Regions from separate parts of the Homo sapiens genome. Here region 2 is linked to region 1. The links are chromatin contacts, found by Hi-C in ENCODE. All regions are on one chromosome and are shown on one strand. Each heading gives the region's core, a stretch centred on a gene start or an enhancer-like site at or near the end of the contact. The rest is flanking DNA. Distances are from core to core; before and after follow the strand shown.

The links. Hi-C counts contacts between places; a loop is a spot of excess contacts on that map. Pooled maps may share reads with other maps.
Region 2: a pooled map shows a loop between it and region 1 (2.5-fold over the local background). The contact joins the enhancer-like site here to the promoter of HSD17B1-AS1 in region 1. A Hi-C loop is called at or near these places in 13 of 37 single-sample maps with no recorded cell type and 7 of 50 pooled maps.

Annotation. Positions count from the first base shown.
Region 1 is chr17:42,552,045-42,558,996 of GRCh38, reverse strand. It overlaps HSD17B1-AS1 (HSD17B1 antisense RNA 1), which reads left to right and starts at 4,195. Exons shown (of 1, transcript NR_144402.1): 1 at 4,195-6,561. HSD17B1 (hydroxysteroid 17-beta dehydrogenase 1) reads right to left here and starts at 6,074. Exons shown (of 6, transcript NM_000413.4): 1 at 5,967-6,074; 2 at 5,706-5,873; 3 at 5,379-5,558; 4 at 5,110-5,203; 5 at 4,415-4,592; 6 at 3,783-4,328. The coding sequence starts at 6,063. The coding sequence ends at 4,059. RefSeq lists enhancers at 2,500-3,047, 3,863-4,430, a silencer at 4,054-4,213, a promoter at 6,074-6,150 and a cis regulatory region at 6,600-6,616.
Region 2 is chr17:42,924,648-42,931,495 of GRCh38, reverse strand. No RefSeq gene overlaps it. Among named protein-coding and RNA genes, the nearest start is that of G6PC1, 27 kb to the right of the region's middle. RefSeq lists enhancers at 2,432-2,581, 2,471-3,047. Within about 2 kb of position 2,200, at least 19 of the 41 ENCODE cell types and tissues checked have a DNase peak (open chromatin) inside an H3K27ac peak, as active enhancers do.

The DNA.
Region 1 (6,952 bases), core at 2,946-5,445:
TACTGTTATCATGGGAGTGGCTCCTGATGGATGGACGACATTTGGCCCAATTTCGTGTCTCTCATTTGCTTCCACCTTCTGCCCTTCCATCCTGGGACAGCCCTTTGCCAGATACTGCATGAAGTTCTTGCACTTTCCAGCCCCTAAAACTGTGAAGCTCTGAGCAAAATAAACTTTGCTTCTTTTGTTTTGTTTTAAGACAGAGTCTCACTGTCACCCAGGTTGGAGTGCAACGGCATGATCTCGGCTCACTGCAACCTCTGCCTCCCAGGTTCAAGTGATTCTCCTGCTTCAGCCTCCTGAGTAGCTGGGATTACAGGCACCCACCACCACGCCCAGCTAATTTTTCTATTTTTAGTAGAGACAGGCTTTCACCAGGTTGGCCAGGCTGGTCTTGAACTCCTGACCTCAGGTGATCCACCCGCCTCGGCCTCCCAAAGTGCTGGGATTAAAGACATGAGCCACCGCACCCGGCCGAGTCTCACTCTTTACCCAGGCTGGAGTGCAGTGGAGAAATCTCAGCTCACTGCAACCTTCGTCTCCCGGGTTCAAGCGATTCTCCTGCCTCAGCCTCCCGAGTAGCTGGGATTACAGGCACAAACTACCACGCCCAGCTAATTTTTGTATTTTTAGTAGAGACGGGGTTTTACCATGTTGGCCAGGCTGGTCTCGAACTCCTGATCTCAAGTGATTCACCGGCCTTGGGCTCCCAAAGTGTTGGGATTACAGGCGTAGCCACCACACCTGGCCTCTTTCTTTCTTTTATGAGACAGGGTCTCCCTCTCTTGCCCAGGCTGGAATGCAGTGGTGTGCCCACAGCTTACTGTGGCCTCAACCTCCTGGGCTCAAACAGTCTTCCCATGTCAGCCTCCCAAGAAGCTGGGACTACAGATGTGTGCAACCACACCCAACTATTTTTTTTGTTTTTTCGTAGAGACGGGGTCTCACTTTGTTGCCCAGGCTCCCTTTTTTATTTTAAATTTTTTTTAATTTTATTATTATTATTTTGAGATGGAGTTTCACTCTTGTTGCCCAGGCTAGAGTACAATGGCGCAATCTCCACTCACTGCAGCGTACGCCTCCGGGGTTCAAGCAATTCCCCTGCCTCAGCCGCCTGAGTAGCTGGGATTACAGGCACGTGCCACCACGCCTGGCTAATTTTTTGGGTTTTTAGTAGAGACAAGGTTTCACCCTGTTGGCCAGGCTGGTCTTGAACTCCTGACCTCAGGTGATCCACCCGCCTCGGCCTCCCAAAGTGCTGGGATTACAGGCATGAGCCACCACGCCCGGCCAATTTTTATTTTTTTGAGACAAAGTCTCTGTTGCCCAGGCTGGAGTGCAGTGTCCCAATCTTGGCTCACTGCAGCCTCCACCTCCCTGGTTCAAGAGATTCTCCTTTGTCAGCCTCTGGAGCAGCTGCGATTACAGGCGCCCACCACCATGCCTGGCTAATTTTTATATTTTTAGTAGACACAGGGTTTCACCATATTGGCCAGGTTGGTCTCAAACTCCTGACCTCAAGCAATAACGTCCGCCTCAGCCTCACAAAGTGCTGTGATTATAGGCATGAGCCATCACGCCCGGCCCTGTCATTTTTAAAAGATCATTTTAAATGCACTGTGCTAATTTTACTGCTGATGGGCAAGAGTGGAATCAAGAAAACTAGTTAGGAGGCTACTGCTGTAATTGAAGGGAAAGATGACAGTGTGCAGTCTCGAATAGGGTGATTTTGGAATATGCTTTGATGAGCAAAGGTAGAGCTGTCAGTATTTGCTGCTGAATTGGTTGAAAGGTGAGAGAGACTGGAGTCAAGGACTACTCCAGGGTTTTTAAAACCAGTATTGGGAAAAATGGAGTTGTCATACAGTAAAGTAGAGAAGACTGGGGGAGGAGCCGGTAGGAGGACTGGAAATGTGGAATTGGGGTTTAGACACATTAAGTTCATTGCATCAGGTGGACGTGTTGTATTGAGTAGGCAGTTGGAGATACAGACCTGGAGTCTGTGGGAGACAGTGGGGTTTCTTTGGTGGGGGGGTCATCGGCATCTAAGTGCTATTCGAAGTCATGGGACTGCAGAAGATTATATTAACAATGTGAATATTCACAAGCTTGAAAAAATGAATGTACGGAAGAGAGGGGGTCACACTTTACCTCTTATTATCCCACCCCCAGGGGTGACCTTGTGAGCCACACCACACAGGTACACACATGCACGCATATGTACACACACTGTCACAGAGGGGCAAAGGGGGTTGGCGAGAGCGGGACTGAGAGCAGATCCCAGGCCTCAGAAACCCATGCCACCTGGGCCCCCTCCCTGTGGCCTTCCTGGATGCTGTAGGGATAGCAGATCTGTCTGGGTCAGCAGGTCAGGGCGACTGGCAGGAGGGGGTGGCTGGGAGGCCTCTTCCTCCAAGAGCAGGGGCAGCACATCATCCAACAGGCAGAGAAGACCCTCATCCGAGGTAGGGGCAGGTCAGGGTGGAGTGCCTGCCTCCTTCCCCCAGTGCCCCACACAAAGCTCCAAGAGCTCCAACAGGCTCCTGTCTGTTTCCACTTCCCAGGCTTTCTGTGGTCATGTCCCTGCCCACTCCAAAGGGCCATCCCCCTCAGCCTTGCCTCCCTCTCAGACCCAGCTGAATCCCTGCCTCGGTACCGCCCCCTCCTGGGGCACTCCTGCCCCCTTCCTCTGCTGCATCCTCACCTAGCCTCCTATCTGTTCACACCTCCCCTGCACCAGACCTCCACAGAAGTTCAGACAGTGGCTCTACAACCCTACTGGCCCCTATCAATGACTCCTGCCCCCCTGGGACCCTCCACTGGGCTCAGGAAAGACGGGCCATTGTAGCAAAGTAGCCAGTCCTGTAGCCCCAGCTGGACCTCCTGGTGAGGCAGCTTGCCAGATGGTGGGGATCGCTCAGTCCTCTGGGGCAGAACAGGGTGAGTGGGGCTGTCTCCCTTTGATTCACTTAGCCCTCTTTCTTCTTTACACATTTGCAAAATGTGACAGTAGTCATATTACTATTCATTCTAATAACAGTCCTTGCTGGCTATTAAACCTCTATACTAGCACTTTCAGGCATTATCTCCACCATTACTAAAACCGATTAGATAGGTATTATTATACCCATTTTACAGATAAGAAAGACTCAGAGGGCCGGTCGCGGTGGCTCATGCCTGTATGCCCAGCAATCTGAGAGGCCGAGGCGGGCGGATCACCTAAGGTCGAGAGTTTGAGACCAGCCTGACCAACATGGAGAAACCCCGTCTCTACCGAACATACAAAATTAGCCGGTATCCCAGCTACTTGGGAGGCTGAGGCAGGAGAATCACTTGAATCTGGGAAGCGGAGATTGTGGTGAGCCGAGATTGCCCCATTGCACTCCAGCCTAGGCAACAAGAGCGAAACTCTGTCTCAGAAAATAAAAAAAAAAGAAAGAAAGAAAGAAAAGAAAGACTGAGAGAAAGCAAGGAACTTGCCTGAGGTCTCATGGCTAATGGGGTCCAAGTCACAACCTGACTCTACCCCAAGCCAATTCCCACCTAACTCCTCCTGCAGATGCCCCTTGGTTATCCAGAGACTGTGTCTGGCCTTTAATATGGACTTGAGGTGTGATCCTGGGCTGGCTTCTTTCTGGACCTTGGTTTCTGAGTTTTTCGGTTGGTTGGTTCATTTGATTAATTGACAGGGTCTCACTCTGTCACCCAGGCTGGAGTGCAGTGGCCCCATCATGCTCACTGCACCCTCCAACTCCTGGGCTCAAGGAATGGTGCCACTGTGCTGATTTTTAAATTTTCTTTATTTTTGTAGAGATGGGGGTCTCACTGTGTTGCTCTGGCTGGTCTCCAACTCCGGGGCTTGAGCGATCCTCCTGCCTCCGCCTCCCAAAGCGCTGGCATTACAGGCGACAGCCATCGCGCCTAGCTGCGCTGGTAAAACTGGCTAACGCGATCTATCTTAATTAGCCACCCACAGCTGCTACCGCCGCCCCATCCCCAGGGACCACACAGACCCAGGGGACAAAGAAGGGCGCGGGAGACAGCGGCTGAGGAAGCCTTTACTGCGGGGCGGCCGGAGGATCGCCGAGCTCAGGGTCCCCCACCGCACCGCGCCCGGCCTCGTCCTCTGCCCCAGGCCCGGCCCCGCCCCCAGCCTCGGCCCCAGCCTCGGCCTTTGCCGGAACGTCGCCGAACACTTCCCGGTGCATGGCGGTGACGTAGTTGGAGCCGCTGGGGTCGTCCAGGCGCATCCGCAGCAGGGGCAGGAAGCGCTCGGTGGTGAAGTAGCGCAGGGTCGGCTTCGGGGCGCGCAAAGCGGTGAGGAAGACCTGCGGCGGCGGGAGGAGAGCTGTGGCCACCGCTGCGCGCCGGAGGACGCACCGCCCCCACTCCTGGAGTCCAGCCCGGCGCTCACCTCCGCCACCTCCTCAGGGTTCTGCGCCGCCTCGCGAAAGACTTGCTTGCTGTGGGCGAGGTATTGGTAGAAGCGGTGGAAGGTGTGGATGTCCGTGCGGTCCAGCACCTCCTCTGGGCTGCCCAACACCTTCTCCATGAAGGCGGTGTGCACTGGGCCGCACTCGATCAGGCTCAAGCTGCTGGCCGGAGAGCAACGAGTGGGAGGGGGCGGACGCCAGCCAGGCCCCAGTCCCAGCCCCAACCCCAGTCCCAGCCCCAACCACGTCCCGGCCCCCGACCGCGAGCAGCACCGCTGCGCTGGGAAGTGAGGCGGAAAGGGCGCTGGGGATAACCAGAACATTTGAAACGCGGGTTCCTGCCGGAGCAGCCCTCCCAAATCCATCTGAGGCTACAAGGGAGCCCTGGTGTCAGGATTCGAATCTAGCGGGGTCCCTGGCCGCTGTGTGACCTTGGGCCAGTCACCTAACCTCTCTGGGCTGGAGCTTCCCCATAACAATACCAACACTTCAGCAGCTAGGTCAGCAGGTGGCACAATGCGTGCCATGCGCCCAGCCCAAGTGCCTGGCACACAGCTAATGTGAGCCGGGCAGAGAGGGCCAGGGAGATCGCCCCAGAGCGGCTCCCGCAGGACAGGGTGCTCGGCGTCTCTAGGTCAGAGTTAAGAGGGTTCGGGGAACGGGGGTGTTGACTCACTGGACCCCAAAGGGCAGCAGCAGAACCGCCAGACTCTCGCATAAGCCTTCGAGCGCGAACTTGCTGGCGCAATAAACGTCATTGAAAGGCAGCCCTTAGGTGGGGAGACGAGGTTCCTGAGGCGCAGCGGCCAGGGGGTCATCCCCGGGCAGACGGTGCCCCTCCAAGCTGACGGCACCCCACTCCACCCCCCCCGCGGAACCTGCCTTCAAGGCTCAGCTCCGCACACAAAGAATCTGGAGCTGCCGAGGCCACTCCCTACCACTCACCCATCAATCCTCCCACGCTCCCGGTCACCAACACGCGTCCCGAACCGCGCCTCTTCATGTCTGGCAGGAAGGCCTGCAGCATCCGCACAGTCCCTACTACATTCACGTCCAGCACAGAGGCCACGGCGTCCTCCCCCAGCGCCTCCAGCGGCCCCAGCAGGCCCAGGCCTGCGTTACACACTGCGGAGACAAGAGGCCCGACCAGCCCGCCTCAGCATCACCCTCAGCACGGCCTGTCCCCTCGTGCTCCCTGGGCCTGGGAACATGTTGGTTTCAACGCAGGGCGGAGAAGGCTCCTAGGAGCCCATATGCTTCCAGGAGGCTCACCCAGCACGTCCACGCGGCCCTCAGTCACGCGTTCCCGGGCAGCGGCCACGGATTTTGAGTCCCTTACGTCCAGCTGCAACGTCTCCAGGGATCCCGGAGGGCATGCCAGGGCCCGGGCCGCCTCCCACAGCCGGCCCTGTGTTTTCAGGTCCCTCAACGTGGCATACACTGGAGGTTTTGGGAGAGGAGGAAGATCTGACTTCCCTTCTGGCCTCCAAGGGCTCCTCCCTTCTCTCCCTCCCTGTCCCTGCCTATCTATACCTTTGAAGCTCTGGGATGGATCTGAAGCCAGACGTACGGCCAAGTGCAGGCCGATGCCCGAGGAACAGCCGGTGATGAGCACCACGGTGCGGGCCATGGTGAGACTGTGGGGAGAGGCTGGGGCTCTGGGCTTGATATCACCTGCTTCGCCCCGCCCCGCCTGCGGGCCCCCACCCCTTGTTGTGTCTCCCACGCAATCTCAAGGATAAGCCTTCCTGCGGGTCCCTGGCCCGCTCTCCCCACCCTGTTCTGAGCCAAAACAGACATGAGCCCACTGCTTGGAACAACAAACTGTCCTGGTTGCTGGTCAGAGGGAGGGGAGGCTTTACAAGCAGGTGTGGGTTCCCACGTGGGCACAGAGTGGCCCCCTGGGCAGATTCCCCTGGGTATGCCTCTGTGCCACAGGAGCGATTATAGTGACCGCAGTTTGCTGCAGAGGCTGTGAAAGTAAAGGCGTTGGGAGGTGGGAGATGATTGTATATGTGCTGGTTTCGTCCAGGGTTCCTAGCTCATAACTCACATGACCATGGTTACAGTCTTACGTTGTCATGTTGGGGTGCCTCAGGCCTCAAAAAACAGCCTTTCGTCTCTCTGACCTTCTCCTGTCCTCTTTTCAGCTGCCCAAGGCAGGACTCTAATCTGATTGTGGGTTGTAGGATCCTCATTCCAGAGTGGGTCCTTGCCCCATACCCTGGAGAAAGGAATGCTGCACAAAGGCCCAAAGAATCTGGACTGGCCTTGCTGGGCTTAGATCAGACCCTTTTTGCCCAATCACATTATCACAGTTGTCCATGCTTCAGTCATGGACAGCCAATGGAGTTCTCCATAAAAGGCCCAAAGGACAGGGTTCGGGAGCTTCTGAGGGCTGAACGTGTGGAGGCTGACAGAATGTGCCCAGAGGGTGACGTAACCCCAACTCTATGGAGATAGAAGCTCCTGCTCTGGACCCTTCCAGACCGCCCTGTCTGTATCTCTTCATATGGCTG
Region 2 (6,848 bases), core at 951-3,450, 370 kb before region 1:
TGATCCTCCTGCCTCAGCCTCCCAAAGTGCTGGGATTACACATGCGAGCCACTGTGCCTTGGCCCTCAGTTATTTCTGGATGATGAGATTGGAGTGATTTTTAGTTTCATCTTTATACTTTTCAGTAGTTTCCAACATTTCTGAATGAAATGATCTTCTTTGTAATTCATTTGTGTGATACTTTTCTAATGACAAAAAGCAAGATAAAGAGCCAGGTATGGTGACGTGCACCTACGTAATCCTAGCTGCTCAGGAGGCTGTGGCAGGAGGATCACTCAAGCCCAGGAGTTCGAGAGCAACCTGAGCATCATAACAAGACTCTGTCTCAACAAAAAAAATTAAGTTAAAATACTCTGTCAGAGCAATAAAGACCTTAAACTTCCCAAATGTCAACTCAGTAAAACAACAACAAAGTTCCCTGAGACTCTCTCAGTTATGATTTTACTCCCGAAGCAGTCACTGTCTTGGAAGGATGACTGGCTCTCAGGAGGCTGCCTCAAACGATGCATGTGAAATTCATGTAGGCTTCCAGTGTGTGTGTATGTGTGTTTTGGGGTTGTGTTTCCTGCTGTTTATAACAGGAGGATAGTCTGGTCAACCAGAACAAGGAGACCAAGCCAACAGACATCACCATCAGCAAAGGGACGGTATAATGGCGGTTGGCAAGGCAAATGAGGGCTAGTAAAGGAAATGCAATTATAGTGAGGGTGAAGATTAAATCTCTATGCAGGAATATTGCAGATAAAATAAATGAAAACAATTATATCTTTTTTTTCTTTTATAGAGAGGGGGTTGCGGTATGTTACCCAGGCTGGTCCTGAACTCTGGGTCTCAAGCAATTCTCCCGTCTTGCCTTCTAGTGTTGGGATTGCAGGCATGAGCCACCGGGCCTGGCCTGAAAATATTTTATATTGAATAAAAAATTACAACATAGAGTTCAATTGGAAACATTATTGTGAACCCATAAGCTTTAAGAGAAATATAATTTCCTGGCTCTGACCCTAAAATACAGTTCATTAACAGCATTTCTTTTTCTTTTTCTTTTTTCTTTTTTTGAAATGGAGTCTCGCTCTGTTGCCAGGCTGGACTGTAGTGGCTCAATCTTGGCTCACTGAACCTCTGCCTCCCAGGTTCAAGTGATTCTCCTCCCTCAGCCTCCTGAGTAGCTGGGATTATAGGCATCTGCCTAATTTTTGTATTTTTAGTAGAGATGGGGTTTCACCATAATGGCCAAGCTGGTCTTGAGCTCCTGACCTCATGATCCACCTGCCTCAGCCTCCCAAAGTACTGGGATTACAGGCGTGAGCCACCATGCCCTGGCCACAGCATTTCTTTTCCTTCTTCTTTTTTTTTTTTTCCTTTTTGAGATGAAGTCTCTCTCTGTTGCCCAGGCTGGAGTGCAGTGGCATGATCTCAGCTCACTGCAACCTCCGCCTCCTGGGTTCAAGCAATTCTCCTGGCTCAGCCTCCTGAGTAGCTGGGATTACAGGCACACACCACCACGCCCAGCTAATTTTTTGTATTTTTAGTAGATATGGGGTTTCCCCATGTTGGCCAGGCTGGTCTCGAACTCCTGACCTCAGGTGATCCTCCTGCCTCAGCCTTCCAAAGTGTTGGGATTACAGGCTAGGCCACTGCACCTAGCCCATTAACAGCATTTCTTCTGCTAACCTCCCACTCTCGTGCACCCATCAAAAGGAAATGAGACTTCTTAGTGGGTGGCTGATTCTGTGTCTTGGAACAAGGAAAATTTGGAATGGGCCTAGAACACAAGGATTTTAGGCCAGCAATGGTAGAAGGATAAGGAAGCCACTGTCCAAATTGCAACAATTTGACATCAAAAAAGGAACATAGTAATTATGTTTATTTATAATTGACAATTATGATTAAAATAAGTTCAGTGTGTGAAAGACCTCAAAATAAAAAAAAGTTGATATATGATTTTCTGATATATGACATATGATTTTTCTCTGCTTTTATGATATTTGAAGCATCATAAAGGGGACGCGGAGCTGGAGTGTCACAGGGGCTGAGGCAATGTAATTGGTTAAGCCACCAGTAGGGTGTGTGATCACCAACAAAAAGAAAAAGTCCTACACTGAAAGCCCATGGGGTTGAAGCAGGATTTGGTTCACGCTAGAACTTCTGAGAGTCAGTGTGTATCTTGATAAACAGCAACAGAGCTTAGTCATGAGTTCCCTGTAACTGGCTGCTCAGAGAGTTTGCTCCCCACCTCCTGGGGAGAACTTACCTGGGAAGAGGCCAATGTTTCTATCTAAGCCTGTCCCGTCCTCTGAGTTTCCAACCTTCTAATTTCACGTTGGGAGTGCCTCCGAACATGTTTTTGCTGAGTCATTTGTGGAGCTCTAGAATTGTTGAACCTATCATTTGTTTTCCAAGTTAGGGGCAAACAGTAATATATTGCTCATTTATTATTCAACCAAGATATCTGGAGTCCTCCTCATGTGTTAGGCCAGGGCTAGGCACAGGGTTTAAGTGCAAGAGTGAGCAAAGCAGGCATGGAGCTGCACTCATGGGGCCTAGTCTAGTGGGGAAGACGGACATGATCCAAATAATCACAAAGTGACGTTTGGTAGAGAGCAAAGTAAAAGGGGTGCTTTGGCAGGCCCAGAAGAGGAACTTGATCATGACTCATGGTGGGTGGGCAGGGAGGCTTCCTTGAGAAAGTGATACCAATGTGGAGGACTGAATTATGTGAAGAGGCAGAAGAGTGTTCTAAGAAGGGGGGTGTGTAAAAGCCCAAGCTCGGAGGAGGGCTGGAGTGTGTTGCATTGGAGGAACCAAGATGACATTGGCTGTGCTTTGTGGAATGAGGTGAAGGAGACCAGGTGAGGTGCGGTAGACAAGGTCCAGCTGAGGTAAGCTTTCAGAGGCCATATAAAGATTTTTTTTTTTTTGGTAAGAGCATTATTGAGATATAATTCACACACCACAAAATTCACACATTTAAAATGCACAATTTGGTAGCCAGTTGAGGTAGCTCATGCCTGTAATCCCAGCACTTTGGGAAGCAGAGACAGGTGGATCACTTGAGGCCAGGAGTTCAAGACCAGCCTGGCCAACATACTGAAACCCCGTCTCTACTAAAAATACAATTAGTTGGGTATGGTGGCACATGCCTGTAATCCCAGCTACTTGGGAGGCTGAGGCAGGAGAATCACTTGAATCCAGGAGGTGGAGGTTGCAGTGAGCTGAGATTGCGCCACTGCACTCCAGTCTGGGGCAACAGAGAGAGACTCCATCTCAAAAAGAAAAAAAAAAGAAAAGAAAAGAAAAGAAATGCTGTGGCTGGGGTGCGGTGGCTCACACCTGTAATCCCAGCACTTTGGGAGGCCAAGGTGGGTGGATCACTTGAAGTCAGGAGTTTGAGACCAGCCTGGCCAACATTGTGAAACGCCATCTCTACTAAAAATATAAAAATTAGCCTGGTGTGGTGGTGGGTGCCTGTAATCCCAGCTACTCGGGAGGCTGAGGCAGGAGAATTGATTGAACCTGGGAGGCGGAAGTTGCAGTGACCTGAGATCACACCATTGCACTCCAGCCTGGGGGATGAGAGCAAAACTCTGTCTCAAAAAAATAAAATAAAATAAATAAATAATGTACAATTCAGCCGGGCATGGTGGCTCATGCCTATAATCCCAGCACTTTGGGAAGCCAAGGTGGGAGGATTGCTTGAGGCCAGGAGTTTGAGATCAGCCTGAGCAACACAGTGCAACTTCATCTCTATGAAAAATTAAAAAGTTACCCAGGCATTGTGGTATCTACCTGTATTCCCAACTACTCTGGAGGCTAAGTTGGGAGGATCTCTTGAGCCCAGGAGGTTGAGGCTGCAGTGAGCTATGACCATGCCACCGTGCTCCAGCCTGGGTAATAGAGTGAGACTCTCTCAAAAAAAAAAAAAAAAAAGAAAGAAATTAAAAAAAGAAAAAAATACAATTCATTGGTTTTTAGTATATTCACAGAGTTGTACATAACCACAGTCAATTTGAGAACATTTTCGTCACCCTAAAAAAAAAACCCTGCAGCCTTCAGCAGTCACTCTCCATTTCCCCCAAACATCTAGCCTTAGGCAACCACCAATCTACTTTCTGTCTCTATGGATTTGCCGATTCTGGACATTTCTATAAATGGAATTATATGGTATGTGATCTTTTGTGCCTTGCTTCTTTCACTTAGTATAATGTTTTCAAGGTTCATCCACACTCTAGCATGTATTCATACTTCATTCCTTCCATGGCCAAATAATATTGCACTCTATGGCTAGGCTATATTTTGTTTATTTATCATTAGTTGATGGACATTCAGGTTGTTTCTGCTTTTTAGCTATTATGAATAATCCTGCTCTGAATATTCATGTACAAGTTTTTTTCCTTTTTAAAATTTATGTATGTATTAATTTAAAAATGGAGAGATGGGTAGAAAATAAAAGATGAAGGAAAAAGATACAAAAAGAAGTGAGACCAGACAGGGTGGCTCACTCCTGTAATCTCAGTACTTTGGGAGGCCGAGGCGGGTGTATTACTTAAGGTCAGGAGTTCAAGACCAGCCTGACCAACATGGTGAAACCCAGTCTCTACTAAAAACATAAAAATTAGCCATATGTGGTGGTGTGTGCTTGTAATCCCAGCTACTCGGGAGGCTGAGGTAGAAGAATTGCTTGAACCTGGGAGGTGGAGGTTTCAGTGAGCTGAGATTAAGCCACTGCATTCTAGCCTGGGCAACAGAGCAAGACTCCGTCTTAAAAAAAAAAAAAAAAAGCAGAAATGAAAAAACACACAAAAAAGCAAAAAATAAAGACGGGGGTCTCACTACGTTGCTCAGGCTGGTCTTATATTCCTGGACTCAAGCAATCCTATCTCTTCGGCCTTCCAAAGTGCTGGAATTACAGGCATGAGCCACGGCGCCTGGCCAAGTTTTTCATAATAAAGATTTATATCCTAAGAACAGTGATAATCCATTAAAAAGTTTCAAGCAAGAGTGTGATATCAGATTTTGGGTTTAAAAAGATCACTCCATCAGTCTTCTGGTGAATGGATATGAAAAGGGCGAGAGTGAATGCAGGGAACATTTACGAAGCCCATTGCAGCTGGACTCGTTGGTTCACACCTGTAATCCCAGAACTTTGGGAGGCCGAGGCAGGTAGATCACCTGTGGTCAGAAGTTCTAGGCCAGCCTGGCCAACATGGTGAAACCCCGTCTCTACTAAACATATAAAAATTAGCTGGGCGTGGTGACATGGGCCTGTAATCCTAGCTACTTGGGAGGCTGAGGCAGGAGAATGACTTGAACCTGGGAGGCGGAGGTTGCAGTGAGCCAAGATCAGCCTGGGCAACAAGGTGAAACTCCGTCTCAAAAAAAAAAAAAGAAAAAAAGAAGGCCATTGCAGGCCATTGCCATTGATGGTGGTGACTTTTATCTGGGGTAGGCAGCAGTAGAAATGGCAAGAAATGGCAGATTTTAGAGATATTTAAGGGGTAAAAGTAAGAGGATTTGATGGATGGAGGATGGATGGGAAGGAGGAAGATAGCGTGTGGATGGATGGACTTACCATTCACTGAGATACAGAATTGTAGAGATGACCAGGTTTGGGGTAAAATATTAAGAACCTAAACTGGGTGTGGTGGCTCACACCTGTAATCCTAGCACTTTGAGAGGCTGAGGCAGGAGGATCATTTGAGTCTAGGTGTTCAAGACCAGCCTGGGCAACATAGAGAGCCCTTGTCTTTACAAAAAAAAAAAATTTTTTTTTGTTTGAAAAGGAGTTTCACTCTTGTTACCCAGGTTGGAGTGCAGTGGCGCAATCTCAGCTCACTGCAATCTCTGCCTCCCAGGTTCAAGTGATTCTCCTGCCTCAGCCTCCCAAGTAGCTGGGATTACAGGCATGCACCACCACATTTGGCTAATTTTTTGTACTTAGTAGAGACAGGGTTTCACCATGTTGGCCAGACGGATCTTGAACTCCTGACCTCAGGTGATCCATCTGCCTCGGCCTCCCAAAGTGCTGAGATTACAGGCGTGAGCCTCCGCGCTCGGCCTATACTAGCTATTTTAATTCCAGAAATGTCTGGAATATAGCAGATGCTTGATAAATACTTGTGAAATGAACGAATTGTTCCAGCTGAAAAATTATTAAATTAAAAGATGGACCCTGCTTACATAAGTGGTAATCATAAGGGATTTTATGAACAAATAATTTGAAACCTTTAGAGTTAAAAATTTCTTATTACAGTAATAAAGATGTTAACTTTAAGTTGACAGTAATCTAAGTGTTCTGTTAATTGAATGATCAACTTGTTGGCTGTCAGAGAAGGAAGGAAACGAGTAGATTGGCACTAAGACATTCAAAGCCCCAGCAGGAAGCTGAGGCTCAGCAGAGCCAAGGAGTCAAGGGTCTTCCGGAATGTTCCCCTGCAGGGATGGGCCACAGCTTGGGGGTATGGACGAGCGGCAGGCAGGGCAGGTGAGCCTCAGCGAGCAAGGAGGTCTTTGAACCCAGAGTGCAAGATATTGAAACAGAAAATAATTAATTTGCCTCAGTTTATTTTTAATTTTTTGTTTTTCTTAAACTGAGTGTTGTTTTTTTTTTTGAAACTGAGGTTCATTTATAAAAGAACACATGTTGTTGTAGCTATGTAAGAAAATGTCCTTGCTTTTGGGAGACACATGAAATTATTTAGAAGTGAAGGCCATGGTGACTGTAAATTTTGCTGAAACGAATGATCAAAAACGAAGAATATGTACACATATATAGCGAGAGATTGATAGAGCAATGTGGCAACATGTGAATACTGTAGTTGGTGATTTACATGAAGAATATACAGAAATTC